3 separate regions of the Mus musculus genome follow, and regions 1 and 2 are each linked to region 3. Evidence: chromatin loops called from intact Hi-C (ENCODE). Cell type or tissue: heart. All regions are shown on one strand.

The links. Peaks named below come from ENCODE experiments on the same cell type or tissue, not always from the same donor. Only the 100,000 strongest peaks of a DNase experiment are listed, where the experiment ranks them.
Region 1: a loop joins it to region 3, with 2.4 times the contacts of the local background. A loop is called at or near these places in 3 of 42 quality-filtered maps.
Region 2: it touches region 3 in a loop (5-fold over the local background); 14 of 42 quality-filtered maps call a loop at or near these places.

The regions. Positions count from the first base shown.
Region 1 is chr7:30,970,656-30,978,655 of GRCm38, forward strand. Lsr (lipolysis stimulated lipoprotein receptor) reads right to left here and starts at 2,814. Exons shown (of 10, transcript NM_017405.2): 1 at 2,425-2,814; 2 at 1,213-1,557. The coding sequence starts at 2,518. It also overlaps a transcript of Fam187b not described here. In heart, a CTCF peak has its summit at 3,462; DNase peaks (open chromatin) are centred at 3,206 and 3,536; H3K4me3 peaks cover 1,995 bases; H3K27ac peaks cover 1,626 bases; H3K27me3 peaks cover 2,157 bases.
Region 2 is chr7:30,660,702-30,668,701 of GRCm38, forward strand. It overlaps Haus5 (HAUS augmin-like complex, subunit 5), which reads right to left and starts at 4,293. Exons shown (of 19, transcript NM_027999.1): 1 at 4,130-4,293; 2 at 2,522-2,584; 3 at 2,394-2,426; 4 at 2,235-2,259; 5 at 1,168-1,273; 6 at 928-1,087. The coding sequence starts at 4,227. In heart, no CTCF peak of the experiment used is centred here; a DNase peak (open chromatin) is centred at 4,310; H3K4me3 peaks cover 1,703 bases; H3K27ac peaks cover 1,245 bases.
Region 3 is chr7:30,725,143-30,733,142 of GRCm38, forward strand. Atp4a (ATPase, H+/K+ exchanging, gastric, alpha polypeptide) reads left to right here. Exons shown (of 22, transcript NM_001290627.1): 22 at 14-392. The coding sequence ends at 42. It overlaps Tmem147 (transmembrane protein 147), which reads right to left and starts at 4,392. Exons shown (of 7, transcript NM_027215.2): 1 at 4,202-4,392; 2 at 4,060-4,129; 3 at 3,515-3,574; 4 at 3,290-3,426; 5 at 3,063-3,147; 6 at 2,845-2,966; 7 at 2,559-2,761. The coding sequence starts at 4,278. The coding sequence ends at 2,638. Gapdhs (glyceraldehyde-3-phosphate dehydrogenase, spermatogenic) reads right to left here. Exons shown (of 11, transcript NM_008085.2): 6 at 7,910-8,000; 7 at 7,470-7,551; 8 at 7,054-7,205; 9 at 6,760-6,922; 10 at 5,193-5,290; 11 at 4,637-4,817. The coding sequence ends at 4,745. It also overlaps a transcript of Sbsn not described here. In heart, a CTCF peak has its summit at 4,653; DNase peaks (open chromatin) are centred at 3,349 and 4,449; H3K4me3 peaks cover 2,673 bases; H3K27ac peaks cover 1,949 bases.

The DNA of each region.
Region 1 (8,000 bases), 250 kb after region 3:
TATGTAGCCAGACTGGCCTCCAACTTGCTACATAGCTGAAGGTGGTTTTAATGCGTTATCTACTTCCACCTTCCCCATGCTAGGATCAGAGGTGTGCCCGCTCTTCCTAGGTCTTCTCACCGCCAGTCTCACTTCTAGAAGGCAACCTGGGGCAGAGACAGGGTCTGGGCTATTCTACTCACCACCCTTTTCTAAATGCTTCTAAGAGCACCAGGGACACAGTCGATCCTTGACAAACATCAAGTCAGTGGCTATGGACATAACTCAGTAGTAGAGCACCAGCCTAGAATCCTACCCCCACCCCACCCCCCGAAGGGTTGGGGGTGAGGTTCAGTGGTAGAGCCCCTGCCCAGGATCCCCCAGAGAGGGGCTGGGGACGTGGCTTAGAGGTAGAGCTAGCCATGTAACTCTATCTAGGACATGACAAGCCCTGAGTTCCATCCATATCTAGTACCATTAGAGAACAAAAAGAAAGAAAGAAAGAATGAATGAATGAATGAATGAATGATTGGAGACTGGGTCTACAGTGGTGGCATTCAAACTCAGCTGTTAACTTCCAGCAAGACGCTTGACTCTAGGGACCTCTGAAAAAAATGACAATAATAGAATGGAGTTACTCAATTACTGTGTGGTCTATCTGAGCTAACCCACTCCAGGCCAAACTAAAGCAGGCCTTGGGTCTCACTGCATACAGCTGGTCTTGAACTCAAGATCCTCTGCCTCAGCCCTGCAAGTGCTGCGGTTATAGGTTTGCTATAACAGCTGGTTAAAGTATTACTTCTTATTGCTGGCAATTTAGTATTATAAAGGAAATCCTCACTTTAATCTCTACTCAGTTTTTGTTGTTCTATCTGCAAGCCTTTGACACTGTGTATTTAGTCCGTCTCCTTTATAACACCCTAAACTCTGTAAGAGGGTTATTTGATGGTTTTATTTCTATGTTCCCAGAGCCTAGAACAAACTTGGTATACAGTCTGGGCTTTATTGTAGGATAATGGGATGGAAGGATATAGATGGATGGATAGGTGATATGTGGGTAGATGGATGTGTGGGTAGGCAAGTGAATGGATGCATGAATGTGTGGATGGGTGAGTGGGTGGCCAGGTGGGTAAATGGAAGGATCCCTTCCTTCATCGGCCCATTTAGGACAGGACCCTCAAACAGTCTCACTCCCACCACCCACAGAGCCTCCTCCCGCCTTGCCCCACATACTTCCTGTGATGGTGATTCTCCTGCCCTGGTAGTAGTCTCCCAGGGTCACAGCATTGCCCTGTTTGGTGGCCACCACCCTGACAGTGCGTACGCTGTCCTGGCACTCCACATAGGGGTTGTAGCCGGGGTTGCCAGCCGCCAGCTGGGCGTTGAGCTGGTTGTCCACGCTGGCAGGGGAGAAGGCGTCGGCAACACGGTCCCGACAGAACGACTTATACTTCCAGATCACGATAGGGGCTGTGAGGGTATTGCTCATCTGGTAGGTGCAGTGTAGTGTCACTGGCTGGAACAGGATCACTACGTGGTAGGGGTCAGGCACGGTCACCTGGATGGCACTGGCACGGTCTGAGAAGAAGAGTATAGTCAGCAGGGATAGATAAACCCAGGGAGGTACCACAACAGCAATGAGCCACACCACTTAGACAGTATATGCAGTCTTTCAGAGCACCTAGCATATTGTTCCTTAATCCCCGAGACTGGCGAGGCAGATCTGATAATCATGCCCATTTTATACACCTCCGGGGCTGAAAAGTGGTAAGTATGTAGCCATCCGGGCTAGGTCCCTAGAATATTCTGTCCACATCCTCCTACCCAGAGACTCTTCAAAATGCACATCCAAATGTAGATGGAACCCCTAGGCCCCCACTTAAGCTAACATTCAACAATCTAGGCGGAAGATGACTTAAGGTTCAAAAGTCCATTCTACAGATACCAGGGATGTAGGTGGGGTGGGGAGTCCCCAATTCCACACCCACTCCAAGCCAGGGCACTGTTTCTCGAGCTCTTGGCCTGATCCAGTCCGGGAATGACCTCTCCCCGTTACCCCAACACTTAGAAATCTTGAGGTGCGTCCAAGATCCCAATGGCAGGCCTATCTCACGATCGGGAGGCCTTGCTCCTGACCACAAAGGGTCCCCTTCTCCATACAGCGCTCAGCCTTAAGATCCCCAGAGTTTTCACTTCCTGTTATCTCCGACAAAGGCGGAGGACCGGACTGGGCGCCACAAGAAACTCCCTTCCTTGGGCACACAGGGGTCTCCTCAACCAGGCGGGTTCTGGAGATCTTTAATCTGCACTCCCGCACCAACCATCACTCACGACTCCCCACCACTTGGTTTCGGGTCCTCCAAGGCCGGTGAGAACCACAGCCCTCCATCCACCTCCGGTAGCGCCCTCCCGCCGTCCCACAGCACCAGGGACCCCAATCCTTACCTGGGCAGTAAATGATGAGAAAAAGACACACGAAGATCGTGGTGGCCGGGTGGGAGCCAGGCGCCCCAGCACACGCGCTGGCCGCCGGCGCCATCGCGGCCGTCTAGCAGCGACGGTGCCCGCGCGTCCCCTCCCAAGTATCCAGAGAGTAGGGGGCGCGGCGAGCACCAGGGCCGAGAAGGGTGCGTGCTGCGCCCGGCCCCTATTCCAAGTCCATTTTCCTCGCACTGGGGGAGTTCTAACCTACAAAATGAACTTGGACGAAGCTCATGCCTTCGGCTTCCCGAAGACAACTGACCCGGCGCGCGGTGGCTCTCTGGGTCACTCTACCCCCTGCGCACTCCCGGGAATGGAACCGCCCAGGTACACAAGGGTGGGAGCCCGGGGGCTGGACTTGGGGGTGGGCGGCGGGGGCGGGCCTTGCGGGCCTCCCTCCCCGGAAGTGGGCTGACTCAGGTGCGCTCCTGCCTCCAGGGCCTGAACCAAGTGACCGCTTTGCCAGGAGGGCGTCTGCACCATAGGCGACCTGTGCAGCCACCTGTTGCTCTAGTCAAAGTTGAAAGGACTGAACTCCCTGAGGACAGAGACCCTCTGGGCGTGCTCCACCTGCCGAGAGGGGCCGGGCCTTGTGCGCACCTGTTCGCTGCTGGTCCACACCCCTGTCCCGGGAGCCGATGGACCCGCCTAGGTGCGCCCTGTAGGGAGGTGCCAAGCAGAGCCAGGTCCCAGCTGCCAGGGGAATGTCGGTGACGCAGCCTGCCTTCCCACTCTCGCCCTGGTGGGGGAAGTGCTGCGGTCTTTCTGGGCTCCACATTTGAATGATTCGAGGAATCAATGAGGTCGCACTAGAAAAGATGCTCTGGCCCCCTAGGGGACGCTCGTGGGGACTGCACCTCTTAAAAAGTTGCAGTCGTACTTAGGCAGTTTCCCTACTTCCCTTATTTCCTAACTTGTGGTTTCTTTTCCACCTCCCGCTCGGGTATCCCTCGCTCTTGGTCAGGCCTTCGAAGTTCTGATGATTAAAGGCTCTGAGCCAAGACTGGAGACCAACAGATCTGTTTCGGATCAAAGGTTCCCAGGCCTCACCTGCACCCCGGGCGCGGCCCGTAGCTCTCCTCCTTCTCAGCGCAACACTGCTGCTCCCTGGTGGCGCCGAGAGGAAACGCATTCTGGGAGACTGAACTGGCCACTGCTTGGTGAGTTGGGAACCTACCATTTTCCTACCATTTTCTTCTCTGTTTTGTAAATGGTGTCAGGTCACATTCTTCTGCTCAGAACTTTGCTGTGTTCCCTCTCAAGCAAAATTCAAAGTACATTGGCCTGATTGACTTTCCCCAGCCAACTTTTCTTAGTTGACTTCAGCCATACTGGCCTAGCTGGTCCTGGATCAGGTTTTCACATATGGCAGGCTTAGCTACCAGAATTCCCTTCCTGTTGCGGACACCTGCTACCATTTCCCCTACGGCCGCTTTTAAAGGCAAAGGCGTCTCATAAAATTTCACCCTGTTCCCATGTGGCTTAAAAATCATGGTTTAAAAAATAGAGGAAATCGCCACTGCCGTCATTTTTACCACTTGTAATCCTAAACCAGTTGCATGTGTTACTTTGTGTTTTGTAGATGTCATTATTATCAATATGTTATCAATACCTAAAACTTGGTCATCATCTCCAACGTAGGAAAAAAAGAATCTGTTTTTGATTAGAACCCACACTAATCACTTTCATTCAACATTTTTACCATCCCCAAAGATAACGTCTTCCACGTAGAACTCTTGAGAGTAGAATCTCAGCATATACCCCAGGGCAGGCTTATCCCCAACTTCTCTCGCCCACTTTCCTCCCTTCAAACCATTTACTGTCATCTGATATTTTACTAATAAGATTTTTACCACCTATCTTATTCCGTCCCAAAGACAACATTGCTTAGCAAATATTCCATCCCTCCATTTCCTGGCCCTTCTGCAGTTAGCTGGGGCTATCCTGTCAGTTATACCGAGTAGCATATAAGCAAAAGTGAGGAGGGTCCCCCCTCCCAGGCCAGAACATTTAATAGCCAGTGTGTGGAACAAGACCCCGCCCCCTTCTCCTGCCACAGCAAATATTTCAGATGGCATCTGTGGGGCCCTTGAGGAGGAGCACTCTCCACTAGCCAATGCTGGGCATAAAAGAGTGAGAAAAGAATAGAGTTTCGAAGCTAAGATTCCAGAATGGGTTTCTTAGGTTATGGGATCTAGGCTGTCCCAGTCAGTAGGTCCCAGCTACACCAAGGGGACGGTTTGTTGATGACTGGAGAGTCTTTATTACTACAGGAGAGGAGGCCCTCATCATGGCTTCCCACTGGACTTCAGAAACAGTAGAGACCAGGACCTCTCCCTCCCCCTTCCAATGGACATGAAGCCCTTGTCCCATTCCCATGTCAGGTACTTTCCATCTCTGTGACACATGCCAGCCGGTGAGAAACGGGTGTTGTTTGCTTATTTGTTTAAATCTTGGTTCATGGTTTCAAAGGTTTCTGGGCACGGCTGGCAGGCTGCATCATCTGGGGCTTGCATTGCATGGTGGGAGAGGCACAGAACCAAGTTCAGTGCTTGCTTCATGGAGGCCAGGACACAGAGAGGCAGACAGGAAGAGGACAGGGACAATATAGACCTAAGGACACAGTTGTAGTCCTGCTACCTGGGTCCCATGTCCCAGTGGTGGACCAGCATGATGCCATCTTAAGATTAAGAGCTGGGCTGGAGAGATGGCTCAGCAGTTAAGAGCACTGACTGCTCTTCCGAAGCTCCTGGGTTCAAATCCCAGCAACCACATGGTGGCTCACAGCCATCTGTAATGAGATCTGATGGCTTCTTCTGGTGTGTCTAAAGACAGCTACAGTGTACTTACATATAATAAATAAATCTTCAGAAAAGAATTAAGAGCCATCTTGTTACAAGGTCATTCCCGATTTCTATAAAACTGGCGTTTGATCATGATTTGACACATTTCTTGTGCATGTTCCACCTCTTATAAATACTGTGACCTCCACCCTGATGAAATGCTCTGCCAAATAATTTTGAACTGTTCCTCTGAGGTCCTACATAACCAAAACCCCTTGAAAGCCCTCTGGCCTTGAAGTTTTGGAGCTAGTATAAAGCCCACCTTTTCCTGGGTTTGATGCGGTTTTCTCAAACTCCACTTTAGAGACCTATAGCCCCATCTGACAGAAAATAAAACTTGCCTCATTTGACCAAAGAATTTGGGTAATGGTCTTTATTCTTGTTCGGTGAGATCAACATTAAGGTTTCCAGTACCAGCAAAATTCATACCACTGGCCAGGTGGTGGTGGTGCACGCCTTTAATCCCAGCACTTGGGAGGCAGAGGCAGGTGGATTTCTGAGTTCGAGGCCAGCCTGGTCTACAAAGTGAGTTCCAGGACAGCCAGGGCTATACAGAGATACCCTGTCTCGAAAAACCAAAATAAATAAATAAATAAATAAATAAATAAATAAATAAATAAATTCACACCACCATCTGGGATCCAAAAATATGAACTTAAGAGGATGTCTATATGAAAGCACACCAGTGTCTTTGTGTACTGGATGTGTGGAGAGCAAATAATTCTATTTCCTGGGGACATTTTAAGTTATATAGATAGCACACACCTTTATTGAGTTTTTATTTTATAGTCACCGGTTTGCCCGCATATAGGTCTGTGCATCACAGGTGTATCTGGTGCCTGCAGAAGCAGAAGAGGGTATCAGATCTGGGATTGGAATTACAGTTATGAGCTGCCATGTGGGTGCTGGGAGTCCATCCCAGGTCCCCAGGAGAAGGTACCAGTGCTCTCAACCGCTGAGCCATCTCTCCAGCCCAGGTTGTTATATTTGATGTACATGTGGAGAAACTCGCTGAACCACAGTTCACAGGGCCGGTGGTGCCCAAGTTCTGTGGGTGACGTCACAGTACCCAAGAAGGTTCTGAAGTTCCTTGTCTAGTTTAGTCAGCCATGCTGGCTACTCTGTGGCTGGTTGGTCTTTCTCTTCCCATGCTGTGGGCCCAGAGACTAATCAGCTGTCCCTACAAGAATGTGTGTCAGTATGCCCTGCTCTCAGGCAGTGACGTGATACTGCAGTGTAACTACCCCAAAGCACTTTGGTATTTTTCTTCATCTTTAGAGGACAAACTGTCCCTGGTCAACTCCAAGCCTGATGGGAGGGTACTGCCTGGGAGCGACCTGCAGTTGTCTGACCCTAAGCCTTCCCAGACAGGCCTCTACCGCTGCCTGGATAATCACAAGGCCCGTTTGGTAGAATATGAGATTGACTTTCAGAACATAGCTCTGTTGCACATCACTCACAAAGACCTGGGCCAAGAGCCCATGGGAAATGAGAGCATGAACCTGGGAGGCAAGGTTCTTGTTTTTACCCGCTGGGATCCTTGGCAAGATTGTAACCGTTGCCAAAAGCCAGGTGAGCGCAAACGTCTAGGCTACTGCTATGTGGAGGAGCCCCAAGAAAAGCCCATGCCTTGCTGGCTCTACCTGAGAGAGGAGAAGGTGACCAACAGCCGCCTGAGGCCTGAACTCCAGCTACAAGCCTGCCAGGTACCCTGTGACACCGCCACGGAGACCAACCAGCCGTACTTTGTCTTTGACACATATCTGCTGGACAAACCCAACAGCAATGCTCGACTCAAGTGTCCCTTGGCTTCCATCTACAGGTAATGAGCAGGCGCAGGATGCTCACAGCTCTTCTCTTGGTCCTCACCTAAACCCAGTCTCCAGAGCTATCTGGTGCTAGGGGTCTCTGTTAATAGACAAGCCAGCACTTCTTCCCAACCCAGAAGCCTTCATGGTCAGAGTCTAGAGGGATCGGTTTGCTTAGATATTTCCACACCTGAAATAATGTCTGAGCTGGGAGCTGGGCAAAGGATGCAGAGAAAGGTGGTGACTGAGAAAGACCTATTACCAGTCCACACAGGCAGTCTGGAGCCTGAGACTTAGCCAATGCAAACACTGATGTGAGGTCCTGCTGCTGGATCCCGAGGGGTGTGGTTTGTCCCTCTGTCCTTCACCAATGGCACGGTGTCTTAGGCTTCTTCCCTTCTTTTTATTTTTTGAGACAGAGTCTTACTGTGTAGTCTTTGCTGGCCTGGAACTGGCTATATACCAGGCTGACCTTGAACTCACAAGAGATCTGCCTCCCTCCACCTCCTGGATGCTGAAATTAAGAGTGTGAACCACCACACCTGGCACGAGTTTGTTTCTCTGACTGTCCATGGCAAAGGGTGGTGACATGACATCATAATAATTGGACAAAAATTGCAACAGCTATAGGTATTGCGTGCAGAAACTATTGGCAAAAACGTAGACGAATCTGCTATGTACTGAGACCCTGTGTAAAGAATAAGGCCCCAAACAAACAAATCAGCAAAACAAAACGAACTAAAATCAGTCCCCAAACCTAGACTTAGAAAACTTTTTGGAAGACAGCTCGTCAGATGTTTCCTGCTGAATGTCCTTGGTTTTCACAACCGTGGGTGATATTTTAGTTCTTTTTAATTGTTCCTTTTAATTCTCATAAGAATCACAGTTA
Region 2 (8,000 bases), 64 kb before region 3:
AGTCTTTCAGCCCCAAAGGGGACGCAGCCCATGGGTTGAGAACTGCTGATCCTAGCTCTCAGGAGGTTGAGATAGGAAGATGACTAAAAGTCTGAAGTCAACATGGGCTACACAGTGAGTGTCTGCAGCCCTGGCACAGGCTTGTGGTCCCAGTACTGTGGGAAGCTGGCACAGCTGCTGTGGTTACAAAACACATTTAAGGCCAATCTCGGGCTGGAGAGATGGCTCAGAGGTTGAATGGACTGACTGCGCTTCCAGAGGTCCTGAGTTCAATTCCCAGCACCCACATGGTGGCTCACAACCATCTGTAATGGGATCTTGGCACCCTCTTCTGTCGTGCAGGCAGAACACTGTACATAATAAATAAATCTAAAAAAGAAAAAAAAAAAAGGCCAGTTTAGGTAACTTAGTCAGACTCTGACTCACATTTCATAGAACATAAATTTTAAAAGCAAGTCAGGGCTGGAGAGATGGAGAGGTGGCTCAGTGGTTAAGAACACTTCTTGCCTTCTTGCTCTCACAAGGACCTAGCTCACAACTGCCTATACTTTGGCTTCAGAGACTCTGATGCCCTCTGGCCTCCAATGGACACCTGCATGCATGCACATAAACTCCTATGACCCTTCCAGGATTTCCATCTACCTGAAGCTATGAGGTAGTTCCTAGGTTCCTATCTGCCTTCTATGCAGGAGAACATCAGCTCCAGCAAGGTGGGCCTTATTTTGTATATTCACTTGTTTCTCCAAAGCCAGTGTTGTAGACATCCAGTTGGCACCATAAATCCAGGCGCTCAAGATAATAAAACTGCCCATCCTGACAGCCCTTATGCTATGGCTGGAAGCTCATGATTCTGAAAGGAAGGGATCAGGCAGAACACAGGGATTTCTGAGGAGAATGTCTAACCTCCTTGGGGAGGCTGAACCCCACCTTTGCATGTCCTGCAGATGTTTGAGCTGATTCTGCAGCCGCTGCATGGGGTCTTGCAACCCACGTTGCTGTCTTCGTACAGCCCCAGCTTGGGCCTGGAGGAGAAGAGCTCGATGCTGGGTGTCTTTCAGGCTCTGCAGTGTCTGTGTCATAGCTACATCTGTGGGAGGAACAGGGATGGCTGTCAACACTTTTGTCACCCAGGGTTTCACTGCCCATCCGGCTGGCCCCATGAGTCACCCTGAGCTTCAGACTCTTGATCCATCAGCTCCAGGCTCTGGTCTAGCTCTTGGTTCTCTGCCCGAAGGCGGGCCACAGTGGCTTCCAGCTCCAACTTCCGATGGATCTGATAGGATCAGGTAGAGGGTCAGAAGGTCAGATGCTTGGACTCCTTGGAGTTTAGCCTGGCTGTACTACCTTCTGGGTGGCATTCGGCTTCTCTCCTCATCTCCTGGGAGATGGTTGACAGATTTTTCTTTGTTTAAGTGGCTCAGGTCTGACATAGAAGCACTAAGAATCTACTTGGTTCTCTCCCTCCTGGAATTGCCTCTCTATCTTCTTGGTTTCTGTCTGTGGGGTGACTCCTACATCTCTGTCAGATGCTTTTTTAAAATTATTTTTTATTTTTATTGAGATAGGGTTTTGGTGTGTAAACTAGCTCAGACTGCCTTTAAATTCACAGTCTTCTTCAGCATCCACGTGCTGGGATAACAGGCAAGTACCAACATACTCAGCCTCCATTTTTTTAAAAAATGTATGTCGGTGTACCACATGCATACAGGTACCAGTGGAGGCCAGAAGGTGTTAGATCTCCTAGAACTGAAATCACAGTCTGCTGTTAGACATCTGCTCTGGATGCTGGGATAAGTCCTCTTCAAGAGCAGCGAATGCTCTTAATTGTAGGTCCCCCTCCTAGTCTTGACCTCTTCCTTGAATTCCTTAGCAGCTCTGACAAACTCATCCTTCTCCTTTTAGCAGTTTTGTTTACTGTGTCTACTTTTGACCATGTCTCACTATGTAGCCCAGGCTGGCCTTACACTCATGTTGACCCTTCTGCTTCATCCTGAGTGCTGAGACTATAGGACTCAAGACCTTCCTCTCTCCAACACCAATGCCCCATGTCCATACACCACTGCTCCCCATCTCGTGCCTGGCTCACCCTGGATCGCAATCCCTGGGAGCGCAAAGATCTGGGTTGTTTTGTAACATGGTGTTCCTGACAGACCCATCACCTCCAGGGCCTAGAGCAGAATATTTGCAAGCTGACTATTGGTTGAGGGAGAATATTAACCACACAGGCTTCTTACCTTTGGATTGTCCTGATAGGCATGCCTAGAGAAAAGAGAATAGAGTTAGGAGATGGCTGGGGCTTCCAGGGGAGAAGGCAGGAAGTAGAGGCCTTGGTTATGGACAAGGCTAGACAAAACTGGTGAAGATAGGAATCAATGAATTTAAGAAGCAGTTACCAGAGGAGGTTTCCCTGGATCTTCTTGATATTCCTGCATTGGAGAGATGAAGGGAGAGGAGTTGCTGTGGGCCTTCCCTGTGCCTTTCCCACTCTCTGACCCCCTCCCCTGCACTAGGTTTGGCTTACCTCTGACTACGCACATGCTGCACAATGTAGGCCCAGATGTCAGCGCCCTGACTCAGACACAGCCTGAAGGGATACAGCATAGAGTATGACTGGAGCATTGCCCAGGAGGAGAGGAGGACCCTCCACTGTCTCCACAGTTATGGTGGTGGAAAGTTCCAAGATTTCTCACTTCGGTGGGTGGGCCTGGGGGTTGTCACTGAGAGGGTGGCCTTCTCCCTAAGTCTGAGGGTATTCTTATTCCATGACAGGTTCTATTTCTTCTAGGAGAGGTTTAGTTGTAGTCACTTTCAGAGGTGGGTGTAAGAGGTTTCCACCCCAGGAAATGGTCTTTCATAACAGGGTCATATGCTACTGGTTTCTGCAGATTTGATCCCCAATAGAACAGCCACTGCCAACTGCCTAGTGTCACCTTTGATTAGGGTAAGAGTGGGTAGGTGAGGTGCTGTAGGAACCCCCTTATTCTGCAGATCTGTCTCATTCTCGATGAGGGATAAAGAAATAATAGTTTTGTTTTGTTTTTTTGGTTTTTTGAGACAGGGTTTCTCTGTATAGCCCTGGCTGTCCTGGAACTCACTTTGTAGACCAGGCTGGCCTCGAACTCAGAAATCCGCCTGCCTCTGCCTCCCGAGTGCTGGGAAGAAATATAGTTTTTAGCTTAATATTTTGTTTTGTTTTGTTTTTGTCTTTTCAAGACAGGGTTTCTCTGTGTAGCCGAACTCAGAAATTCACCTGCCTCTGCCTATCAAGTGCTAGGATTAAAGGGGTGCGTCACCACGCCCGGCTTAGTTTTTAGCTTAATTAATGTATACCAAAGTTATTTGCAGAGCTTGCTTCCCCTATCTCTGTCTCCTGCTGCAAGCTGTCTGCAGCAGCCACTCTCTATCTTCAGCTGTCTCCTGCTGCTTAAAGAATCTTCCCTTTCTCCAGGCAGTGGTGGCGCATGTCTTTAATCCCAGCACTTGGGAGGCAGAAGCAGGTGGATTTCTGAGTTCTAGGCCAGCCTGATCTACAGAGTGAGTTCCAGGACAGCCAGGGATACACAGAGAAACCCTGTCTTGAGAAACTCAAAAAAAAAAAAAAAAAAAAAAAAAAAAAAGAAAGAAAGAAAGATTCTTCTCTTTCCCTGCCAGTGTAAACAAATTCAAGACCACCCGGCCCCTTCCCTATCTGCAGGGACAGACTAGTGGTCATAAAGACCACAGCTGCCAGAAATGACCATCCTTGAGAAAACCTCCCTAGCCCTCCTCAGCCTGAATTCTGAGGAAAACTACAAGCTGCTTTGACCTTGCTGATTGCTGACAAAGTTTTCTGCCAAATTAAAATTATACTGTTGCTTTATTAGCCAATAATAAAATAGCTGTGTGAGCCCTTTCACAAAAAGTATAAATTAGCTGTATTTAGACAATCGGGGTTGACTCTCCCTGCGAGGCTGAGCAACCTCATGTGCGTCGGATTAAAAACCTCTTGTTATTACAGCGTCTATGATCAAGCTGTGTTTCTGGGGGTCGCGTTCTCTACACCTGGGCCCCGGGGGTCTAACAGGGCGGTGATCTTACTCCTCGAGGCTAATTCCAGGATGGGGAGACCTTACTCCAGAAGCAGCCTCACCTACGCAGCGTCGACTCCCGGGGGCGAGCTGCTAGGGGCACCTCCATCTCTTCAGCAGCCCAGCGACTCAGTTCCCGCTCTTTCTGCGTTAGTTCCATGGCTGTCACAGAGCTCAGCTGCAGTCGCAGCTTCCCGCACTCTCTTTAAGTATGGCGCCCATCTATGACGTCAGGAGCGCGACGCTGAGATGTCACCGGTTGCCAAGCAGACAGCAGGTCCCGGCTGACGGGTCTCTCTGTACCGGGCCGCTACCCGTAGCGGCTCTTGGCGCTCTAGTGTATGTAGGTTAGTAAATGAAAATGAAAAGGATGGGGTGAAATTCAGACACCCGCTTATCCACCTTTGTTCTTTCACTCACTGTAAGAGGCAGAAGGTTCTAAAAGCTTCACTCTACCTGGGGAAAAAAAGGGGGCGGCGGGTGGGAACGTGCAAGAAATTTCCTTTTCCCAAACTCGGGCTTTTAGACAAAACCCATCATTCTCTCAGGGACTTAAGAAAATCGTTTTTACTTGCTAAAAGTGGTCATTCTCCTCGTCTTTGGCAGAAGGGACATAGAACTCTTCCATTAATCTATGCCTTTGGTGGCGTCTATTGGCATATCGAGGTCTATGCTAGCTTCTAGGTTCCTTCAGGCCCTTCTCACAACAACCTCTTACAGAGTCATCCTGCCTGCCTGGCATACCCCGCCCCTACACCGAATCTCTCTAGCCCCCGAGCTTTGCCCACTTCAGATTCTCATAACTCAGCCATTTTGGCCACTCCCCTCTTTATTCCCAAGCACCCTCGGGGTCCTCTTGGAACCCTCTCTCCAAGTCTTCTCTTCTTAGCTCGCCCCCGCCCCACTCCCCACCTCTCCTCTCGTGGCCCCATCTATTTTGCTGGTTATATTCAGTCTGAACTCTTCCAGATGCCTCTGGCTGTACTCTTCTTCATGTCTACAGTAAAATCCTTCTCACCCATACTTAGGAGCATTCTTGTCCTGTTGTGGGTTGCCCTGGCGCCATTTGTATTTTGATGTTTATTCTGCTTCATCAAGAGGAGCTGTCCTCTACAATGAGCAGAGCGCATACTCAGGTGATCTCACTGGGCCTTCTTCCCAGTCTCAGAGAGGGAGGAGAGAGACATGGCCTGGAGAAGCCGCAAGTAGCAAGAAGTCTCATAGTTGGCAACTAGATTAGTACAGTGATAGATCTGCCCAATCTAGGCATATAGCTTATAACTATAACTGAGTTGTGTGTTTTTTATACGGGCTTATTGGGGTGAGAAATTACCGCAACATTGTCCTGATTTTCATTCAATGAGAAACAAATGAGAGACAATGGACTTAATGCTCATTTTATTAATTTTTAATTTAGCTAACTTTTCTATATATTTTAAGATATGTTAGATCTTATTTTGTGAGTATATGTTTTTTTGCCTGCATGCAGTACGGTAATTCCCCAAATTAATCTGCAAGCTCCACCTGCTCAGGAACCAGATAACTTCCTGGAATGCAGGAATTTAATTTTTAAAAAAGATTTATTTATTATTATATGTAAGTACACTGTAGCTGTCTTCAGACACACCAGAAGAGGGCATCGGATCCAATTACAGATGGTTGTGAGCCACCATGTGGTTGCTGGGAATTGAAGTCAGGACCTTTCAGAAGAGCAGTCAGTGCTCTTAACCACTGAGCCATCTCTCTAGCCCCCGTCTTATCTTAAAAATCCAGGTTTATAGAATTTTACTAAGATAAAAACTGCACCTCCATGCACGTATGTACAGCAATGTACCTTTCAGACAGCCACACTCGTAACATAAAAACCCACTTGCAATTAATTTTAGAAAGATTAAATGGTTTACACTATTAGAACTTGATTTTGCCTTCTGAAAATTATGATTATGCTCTATGTCTTTGCTCTTTAAAAAATACTTAATTTTGATATTGCAAAGACACAATTGAGAGATTTCAAACTTCCTTTAAAAAGTTTTAGAGGCTTACAACATTAAAAAAGGTTAAACATTACTGGCTTAGAGATGTCTCTCCTTGCCTAAGGTCTATTTAGGCTGACAGATGATTTAAGAATATATGTCTATCTTTGCTTTTGCTAGCATTATGAAACTAGTTTTTTAATAAACTGAGTCATATGGGAAACTGTTATGTTCTACAATGACACACCATATATAGGTCAGAAACGTTCCCAGTCTCTTTATGGATTAAAAAGCTTTGTTTTGACACTAAGAGAAGTCCAGTTTAAAATCCTTATTTTAAATCTAAACGTAAAAGAAAAAAATCTAAACATAACAGCTATAATATGTGAAGTTCTAATCTTATGAAGCTTACTAAATTACTGTAAACTATTGAGGATAATTAAAAAATGCAAGTTAATATAATCAAATTCTTCAATATCTTCAGAAGTATATTTATAGTCATGATAAACACTAAAAGCAGAGAAGGATGGTTTAACTCAGGTATGTTTGGTAGGTACCAGCTATAATCTGTTAGAGATCTTTTGAATATGTCATTTAAGATGTTTAAACTTATTATGACTGACAGAGACTCCCAGATCCTAGCAGTGACACCCCCTGCCAAGGTTTCCAAGAAGATAATGGGCACAGGGGTTTGGTGTATAAAGGACTCCATCTGGGTTGTGGTAATGCTAACCACTGGGCAAGACTGCCCCACTGCTAGGGCTCAGCCCTTTTGGACAAGCAAGACATGGAAGAATTGATTATCCTACTTTGCCTAGATAAGGTGAGGTCAGTCTCTCCCATGTTCTCCTCCTCAGAGAAGCCTCTCATCTTTGGGCCTAATGTCCAATGACTGCCTCTGTTCCCAGAGCCATGCAGACAGTCTGAGACGACTGGCTAGGGAATGGACTATGGACTAGTCTCTGTCTTTTTAATGGATACATAGGTTATATAGACTATAATTTATCCTTCTCAGTTCTCTGATCACATTGACAGCTAGGCTAACTGTAGCTTGTCAGCTAGGGAACAACAGGCAACTAGCTCCTGATCCAGGTAATCACCCACTGTGTCAGTTCGTCAGTCAGTTCATTAACTAGTTAAAGCTACTAGGTCTCTTATTAACAGAGGACAAATGGGTTTGCCTTGCTCACAGACCTCGTGTTAAAAGATAAACAGATTGTAGATGTAACTTTTCACTAAAGAAACATGTTTTATACTTTTGCTAAGACTTGAAGACATGTGTCTATTTCTGCTGTCTTGCAGATACTTGTTGACTGCTTCTTCTACACTGTTATTTTAATACAATGGTAGTGCTAATATACCTCCTTTTATGAACTGAAAAATTCACGTAATCTTCAGGGAATCAAAGAAGTCCCAAGACTTGAATCCACATAAGCACACCTGCCTGTTCCTGAAAATGGAACTTTTCCTTGGTCGTGGAACTTCTTTCCTTCCCCAGTTACCAGAAATTTTTAACTTCTGTTTCTAGTCACAGCAGATTTTCACTTGGCTGACATCCAGGGATCACCTGTAGATTGCAGGCTACTGAGCTTTGACTTGCTGTAGCTGATATAAACCAGTCCAGGCGATGGGACTGCTTTCTGTCTTTCAGCTTTTAATAAATACCCCATTCATTTCAGCCTTCCTTGGCCCTGAGAACATCCTAATATCAACTGGTCTCAGACAGAAGATACAAAACCCATCAACAAAACCAAGGAACCTCTCCCATAGTTTGAGTTGACAACTCAAACTTGTAAGAGAAGAAGGGGGATGTTCCAAGAATAAGGATGGATTTCACAGGGCTAAGGAGTCAGGGAGTGTAGCTGGTGTACTATGCATGAAGTTTGGAGTTCGGTCCCGAGCACTGCATAAACTGGCTGTGGTTGTGCTTACTGTAATCCTTCACTCAGCAAGTGGAGTA
Region 3 (8,000 bases):
TTCTCTCTTCCAGGCTGGTGGGACCAGGAACTCTACTATTAGAGGGATAATCATCTCTCCATCCACTATCAGCTGGGACTCATGGGTGTCCATCAAAACATCGATGTACTCGATTCCCAGCCCTCTGGAACTGTACCCACTTCTGCAGCCTGTTGACTCCATTGGAGGGAATCTATCCTTCACCCCTCACCCCATAGTTCCACACCCTCTTGGAGCAGTTGCACCCCAGGAACTGCTCCCAGGATGGGAGGGGCTAAATTAAGCGGTTGGCAGTTCCTGTGGAGGTGTGTCCATCTCAAGGACTCCATCTGGACAAGAAGGTTGTCTGTTACAAACCCCTCATGTTCTACTGGGCAGTAATAAAGCCAGGCCATGTTGCCTGCACAGTCTGAAGTGTTTAACAGTACGCTTGACCTCCCACAAAGGGATTGACGTTCAGGGCTGCAGTGTCTGCAGGGCCTCTTGAAAGCTGGCGCAGGGGTCCAGACTTCCACACCAAGCAGCGGTTGCCACAATCCACAGAGTTCTTGCTGATTCTATTGCTGGTGCCTGTGCCCTTGTGTACTTACAAATTATGGAGGTTCCCCCATAAAGCCCTGGCTGCTGAGGGCTCTAGTTGCTGGCAATGCCCTTCCCTCTGACCACTCCCTTTCCTGGTAACGTTTCTCTCCCTTTCTCTCTGGAGCCTCCCAGGCTGGGCCTAGGATTTGCCTTCCCGTTGTCTACCCCCAACCCTAACCCTTCAAGCCCTGAGGGCTTCGGTTTCATGGCCATTATGCCCACATCTGTCTCCAGTCTCCTGCTGGACTAACATGACCCTCACTGGTCTACTCATCACTCTCGACCTGCTCCCATTTGCTGGCCAGTCTCACTGTCGTCAGGGTAGATCTCCCTAGGAGAGGCAAGAAGGCTCTTGGGAGCTGCCAAACCCCAAATGAGTGGTGCCATGGACGCTTGCCCCCTTACTGACCTGTCATCTCCCACTCACCTCCTACTGACCAACAAAACCAATCACCTCAATACTTGGCTTCAGGCTATCTTCCCACCCCAGCTGAGGGACTATTCCACTATAGCCTTGTAGTTCCTGTCCTTCCACACCACCATGGACAGCTTCCAAAACCCCCAACCAACTCTGGTAGAAGCCCCACTGTCCGGGTCAATGTATCGACTGTCAGCTTTAGCTGCTGCTACTGGACTATGTCTCAAGCCCGGTTAAACTGGAACAGTCTGATGCTTGCCAGAAGCCAGGCCCTTACACCAGCCTGGGCACTTCCTTTTCTCTGCTTGTCCCACTAACCTGGTCTGTTAGATCTCAGCTGATATATCCTCCCCTAAGCCTCCCCACCTATAGGCTGGGCAAAATAGTTTCTGTGTCTCAATAAACCCTATATCCCACCCAGACCTCTAACCACAGCCTAGGCTTCTCCATCAGCACCCTGGTTAGTTCCACGAAGGGACAGACAGGCTATGAGATGGAGGTCCCAATAGTGCTCCATAGTGTGCACCGTCTACCTCCTGTCCACACGAAGTCAAGGCTGTTGAGGATACTTGGCACTTAGGAAAGTGGGGAAGGAGGAAGGTCCATCCGATAGAAATTGTGCCTTCTGTAAACAGACTATCATAGTGAGCCTAAAGGAGCTGTCCTTTCCTATGTCTAAGGCTTAAGAGCCCAGTGAAAGAGGGAAGTGGCAACTGTCCTCCTCCCCAGTGGGGTGGGAAGCATGATGACACTGGGACCAAGGCTGAGAAGTGCCCTAAGACAGTAGGCTTTCCATCAAGGTCTTGGATCTGACACATCCTTCTCAGGGAGTGGATAGGGCAAAAGCCTAGCCTAGTGGAACAAAGAAGGGCACAACCACAGTGGTGGAGTAAGCATCCAGGACAGTATCTAAGTTGGTAGGCTCAACTACAGCTATTTGACTAGCTGACCTAGAATCTCCCATCCCCCAACCCCCACACACATACTGAGAGACTTAGGCCAGGATTTAATCTGAAGGCTGCAAGACTAGTTGAAGCATGCAGAAGCTCAGAACCGAGGAACTCTTCCGAGTGGCCTTGTGGCTTGAACGATGGCAGGAATTTGACTAGGGAAATCGTTCAGAGGAGCAGCTCCAAATTATGAAGGGCAAATGGCACAGCCTACTGTCACCTTCACTAGGAAACTCCACAGAGAGTTGCAAGTGGAAGACGGTGACCTAAGTAGTAGACAAGTTTTATATGAAGCCCCCTAGCTGTTACATGGTGGATGGACTAGAGTGGAGAAATGGGGGGTTGCAAAGTTGGAGGTAACCAGTTTTGGGAAGACTCACCATGGAAGAGGGCTCAAACCAAGCTGTAAGTTGAGGAAGAATGCCCCTCTACCCCAAAGCCCCCTCCTGAACTCTAGTGTGTTCATTCCTTAGCTTGTTCAATGATTACCAAGCCCCCAGGTTCTCATGGGGAAACCAGGAAGACTGGCCAACATTCCAGCTTATTTATCTGGTTCTGAAGCCAGACAGACTCTGTGAGACCTAAGTCCGAGGATTCGGTTTCTGAGAGAGAGAGATGGACATAACAAAAACCTTTCCAAACACTGTTTACTTCACTGAAATCTGGAGAGAGGAAATGAAAAGGTTCGCCAACACCTGAGATGTCAAGCTAGGAGTGTACATTGACAACAGCAACATACAGGGCCAAGGTGCTGAGGGCCAGCAGTCCTGTTACTACTGCCCGGGCGAGCAGTGCTGTCCAACTACCCAAGGAGAAGAGGTGGACGAAGGTCCTGTGGGGAAACATCACAATGAGGAAAAGGAGAGAGAAAACACACCCCCATTTGAACCCAGCCTCATACCCCACCCAGCTCACTCCATGACAAAGGCCTTGTAGACACTAAGGAACATCAGGAGGAGAACAGCAGGCCGGAAGGTGTGGTACAGGTCATAGCGTGTTATCATCCAGACCTGAGCTGATGCAACGATGTAGTGGACCTGCAGGGAGGCAGGAAGGGACTGGGAAGTTGGAGCCAAGTTTTTGGGAGAAGTATGGCTAACAACATAAAGGTAGGCTAGGGCTAGACTGCATACCAGACTGATGTTGGAGTCAATGCTCATCTGGATATATTTCCAGTCAAATTCAATGCCTCGGGCTCCCACCCAGAGGGGGATGCATCTGAGGAAGGCAAAAGGAGGCAGTCTCTAGTACCCAGACTCCCCCACCCCCAGCACCCAGCCTCTGATCACCTCCCCTCAGCACCCCTGTGGGACCCAGCTGTCCATTCCCGGAAGTCTGGGCTCCAGTTTGCTCCACACACCGGGACATAATGAGTTCAGCAGTGGCCCAGCCCAGGGCAGCAACCATAATCTTGTACTCCCCCTTGCCTGCATTCCGAGACATGACAAGGTTTAGGCCTATCAGGTCTGCCACATCCACACTGGCCTTCATGAATTCCTGTGGGTCAGGTAGAGGCTCGAGTAAACACGGGGACCAGGTGAACCGACTCCTGCACTCTTCCTTGCCCTTCCCTTGTTCAACTTACCCCAATGAAGTCATAGATGCCACCTTCCCAGGTGGGGAAGAAAGTGGCCAAGAACAACATCTGAGATCAGAAAGTAGAAAGGTCACTGGAAGGTGAGGGAGATTAAAAACCGAAACAAACAAACAAAAAACTATGTGGATACTGTGGAAAGTAAGTGTGCAAGTAGAGGATATGACGCTGGGTTCTAGGGGTCATTCTAGGTGTAAGTGGCAAGATCACGTGATCTTGGGAGATAGAGGGCAAGTGGCCTGGTTTCTAAAAGTCTAGAAGTTCACGGGGGAATCTGATGTCTAAAAATGCCTAGGCAGCACCCTGCGACACCCTGTGGGTGAAATATCGCACTAAGAGGTTTTCTCATTTTACAACAGTTGTAAGAAAAAGTTGCATCAGGGCCTTTCTGGCCTTGCATCCCTTCTAAGGTATTCGGGCATAGTCCCTAAGCGTTGTCTCGAGGGTGGTCCTATGGAAGGTGACAGCTGCAGAGTCAGGCCCCTGAGATCTGGAATGCCTGGAGGCCAGACACGTGGAGTCCGGGAGTCCCTCACCTTGCATAGCTGCACAAAGAGGTAGGTGACCCCGGCCTGGACGCATTTCCAGAAGGCGTTGTATTCAGACCTGAAGAAGCCGGCGGTGAGGGGTCGGCCCGGGTCCCGCACCCTCTCCACCCCGCGCCCGCCCTGCACTCACAGGCCGCTGCATTTGTACGTGATGAAATAGGGAAAGTAGGCGAGGGCGAAGCAGTTCCCGAAGTGGAACAGGGTCATGACGCCAGCCGCCCGGTCCCGCAAATGCGGGACTCGCCAGGCGCAGCGTCTCCTCTAGTCGGCCTCGCCGGCACCGGGGCCTGGCGCCCACCTGCTTTGCCGTGGCCCGCGCGCGGCCTTATGGGAACTGTAGTCCGGCCTGGTACGTCGCGTGCAGTGACGTCAGAGCGCCCAGCTCCGGCTGTGTTGCAGGGACTTCCAGAGCCTTGCTTACACCGTTGAAGACCTTGTGTTCAGACAGCGCTTTCCCTCTCCCACTCGGCTCGGAGCCAAGCGCCACCTCTTCTCGCTCATCCGAGAACTTTGAACCCCGCCCTGAACGCAAGGTGATCGGCGCAGAGACAAGAGGGCAAAGCTGTGCGCATTCTCGTTTTTATTTCATTGTTGACCCGGTGGCGGCGCCTTTGAGTGGAAGCCGAAGTCAGGAACGCGAGGTGCGCAGGGGAGCAAGGAGGGGCCTTTTGTGTTACTTCTCTCGGCTAAACATGTAGCGGAGGAGGTCGACCACTCGGTTACTGTAGCCATATTCGTTGTCGTACCTGAGGAGGCGAGGAAGGAGGCGTCAGTGTGTGTGTGTGTGTGTGTATACGTGTACGCACTCGCGCGCTCGCCCTCTTGTCAGCCTCCCCCACTATCCTCTGGCATCTATCCCCTTTACCAGGCGTGTGTGTGTGTGTGTGTGTGTGTGTGTGTGTGTGTGTGTGTGTGTGTGTGTGTGTACGTGTACGCACTCGCGCGCTCGCCCTCTTGTCAGCCTCCCCCACTATCCTCTGGCATCTTTCCCCTTTACCAGGCGTGTGTGTGTGTGTGTGTGTGTGTGTGTGTGTGTGTGTGTGTGTGTGTACGTGTACGCACTCGCGCGCTCGCCCTCTTGTCAGCCTCCCCCACTATCCTCTGGCATCTTTCCCCTTTACCAGGCAACAAGCTTCACGAAGTTGTCATTGAGGGCAATTCCAGCCTTAGCATCAAAGATGGAAGAATGGGGATTGCCGTTAAAGTCCGTGGAGACCACCTGCGTGACAATTTCAAAGATAAATGTAGTCGAGCAAAGATCTCCAGGAACCCAGACTCTCAAACCACATTGTCAGTCACTCATCTGGTATACTGGACAGAGACCTTTTGTGTTGGTGACAGAATGTGATCAAGGCAGGTGGAACCTTTGTCTCAGGGACACAGCAGGGGAGCTCAGTGGATAAAAGTGCTTGTCACATAAGCGTGAGCTTTCTGTGTTTGGATCCGCAGAATCCATATAGAGGCTGGGCGGTTGATGGACACTTATAGGCCCAGCAGTCCAGCTCCAGACTGAGGCTCCTTGGAACAAGATGACTAGCTAGATTAGTTAGTTGTCAAGCTACCTTACATCTTGCCTCGGTAACAAGTGGAGTGCAATGGAGGAAGACATGTTTATCACCTGTACCTGGTGTACCGGTACATGTGCCCCGTGCATCTGCATGTACCCACACGGGGGAAGAGGATACAGATCACAATACCCTAATGAGGTTGCATTAAACGTTACATGAAGCGATGACTGGCACGAGGCTGGGTCTTGGGAGCAGAGGGAAGGAGCTACAGACACAGATCTTGGGGGCTGTAGCCCTTAGGAACACAGGGGGTTGGGGGTGGGTTGGCATTGGGGCTGATTTGATCTGACCCATTCAAATGACATCTTGGCATTTGAGAGTGGACCTGTAAAAGCCAAATGCCAGGGAACTTCACTAAGGTGGAGGTGACTTTTTTTTTTTTTTTTTTTTTTTTGATACAGGGTTTGCTATATAGCTCTGGAACTCACTATATAGAGGGCTGCCCTCACATTCATAGAAGTCTACTGCTTCTATCACCTGAGTGCCTGTGCCTCCACACCTAAGATAGTCTGTTCAGTAAAGGTGTCTGACCTGGCCTGGCCCCTGGGTGTGAATCCAGAAAATGAGAACTGCTGTCTTTTGTTCAGGAGTGTATTAAGAGCCTTCTGGGGCCGGAGAGATGGCTCAGTGGTTAAGAGCACTGAGTGCTCATCCAGAGGTCCCGAGTTCAATTCCCATCAACCACACAGTGGCTCACAACCATCTGTAATGGGGTCTGATGCCCTCTCTTCTGGTGTGTCTGAACAGAGCAATGGTGAATATATAAAATTATTAGCGAAAGCTCCATTTTAGCTCTTAGTTCGCTGTTTTCTTGGACAGTATGTGCTATGGGTTACACAAGTGACTTCCAGTCACCATGGTGCAGAAAAGCAGCATCGTTAGATCAAAGAAACATCTGGTCAAGACACCGAGGCAGGAAGGCCCACTTTCCCAGGCTTGCAGGGAAAGCTGTGTTTGAGATAGGGTCTCATTGTGTAGTCCTGGCTGGCCTGCAACTCCTTGGGTGTGAAACACCTGGACAGCTGGTCTGCAGCTTGGCCCATGCAGAATAGCTTCCTGGTGAGTGGGATTTCCCAAGTCCCTCCCCAGAGCACCCCCCCAAGGTTTCCTCAGTCCCTACCTGGTCCTCTGTGTAAGCAAGGATGCCAGCCAAAGGTCCCTTGGCTGCAGCTTTCACAGCCTCCGTGATAGCCGAGTAAGAAGCAGGCTTGGCCAGGCGGCAGGTCAGGTCCACAACTGACACGTTTGGGGTTGGCACCCGGAATGCCATTCCTGTTAGCTTCCTGGAGAATTCCAGAGTAAGGGTGGGAGTCAGAGCCAAAGGTCTTCTACTCCCATTGTCCCCATGCCTTGGGGCCAGTGAGGTTTTCCTAGGGTGTGTGTCCACCCTGGTTCCTGGCTTGTATCTACATACCCTTTGAGCTCTGGGATGACTTTGCCTACAGCCTTGGCAGCCCCAGTGGACGATGGGATGATGTTTTGGTGAGCGCCGCGGCCACCTCGCCAGTCCTTCTTTGATGGCCCATCCACTGTCTTCTGAGTGGCTGTGTAGGAATGGACTGTGGTCTTGGGGAACAAGAGACCCAAGATGAAGCCTCCTTCCTCCTAACCACTCATTCTTCTTTCTTCTAGGACTTGAGAACGTGGCTGAGGTATATGGAGGCAACCAGGGCAACCACCACAGCTACAACCTTGTTAAAGTACTCCAAACGGTGTCTCCACTATGGGCTTCCTTCCTTCCTGAGCTGCTCTCCCTGCTTGCTCCTTGCCTTGCCCCAAGGCCTGGGAAGAAGGGGTTGGTTCCCTGCCATCCTTCCTGCCCCGACTCACCATTAGCCCTTCCACGATCCCGAAGTTTTCATGAATAACCTTGGCGAGAGGAGCCAGGCAGTTGGTGGTACAGGATGCATTGCTGAAACGGCCATAGCATGCCAGATGAGTGGCAGAGCCACCCCTTCTCCACTACTCTTACTTTACCAGGTCTGACTCTGTGAGATGTGAGAATGGGTGTGGGAGGGCTCCCTGGGGATGCCATAAGGAGGAGCCATTGGAGGTGTCACTGGGAAATACTGCCTAGGCATGTCCTCAGATACTGAACATGCCTAGTAGTTTTAGGGTGAAGTTAACATGATGACTTAAGACGTAGGAACTGCTGAGCAGGAACAAGTTGATGTAAAAGACATTAAAGGATTGAGGTGGGGAGAGTGCTACATCCTGGCATGCCTGCTGCTGCCACCCACATGCTGGAGGATGGCCGTCATCTGGGGTACCTGACAATGGTCATAGAGCCAGGGTTATAGTCCTTCTCGTTCACTCCCATGACAAACATGGGTGCATCGGGGGAGGGTGCAGTGACCACCA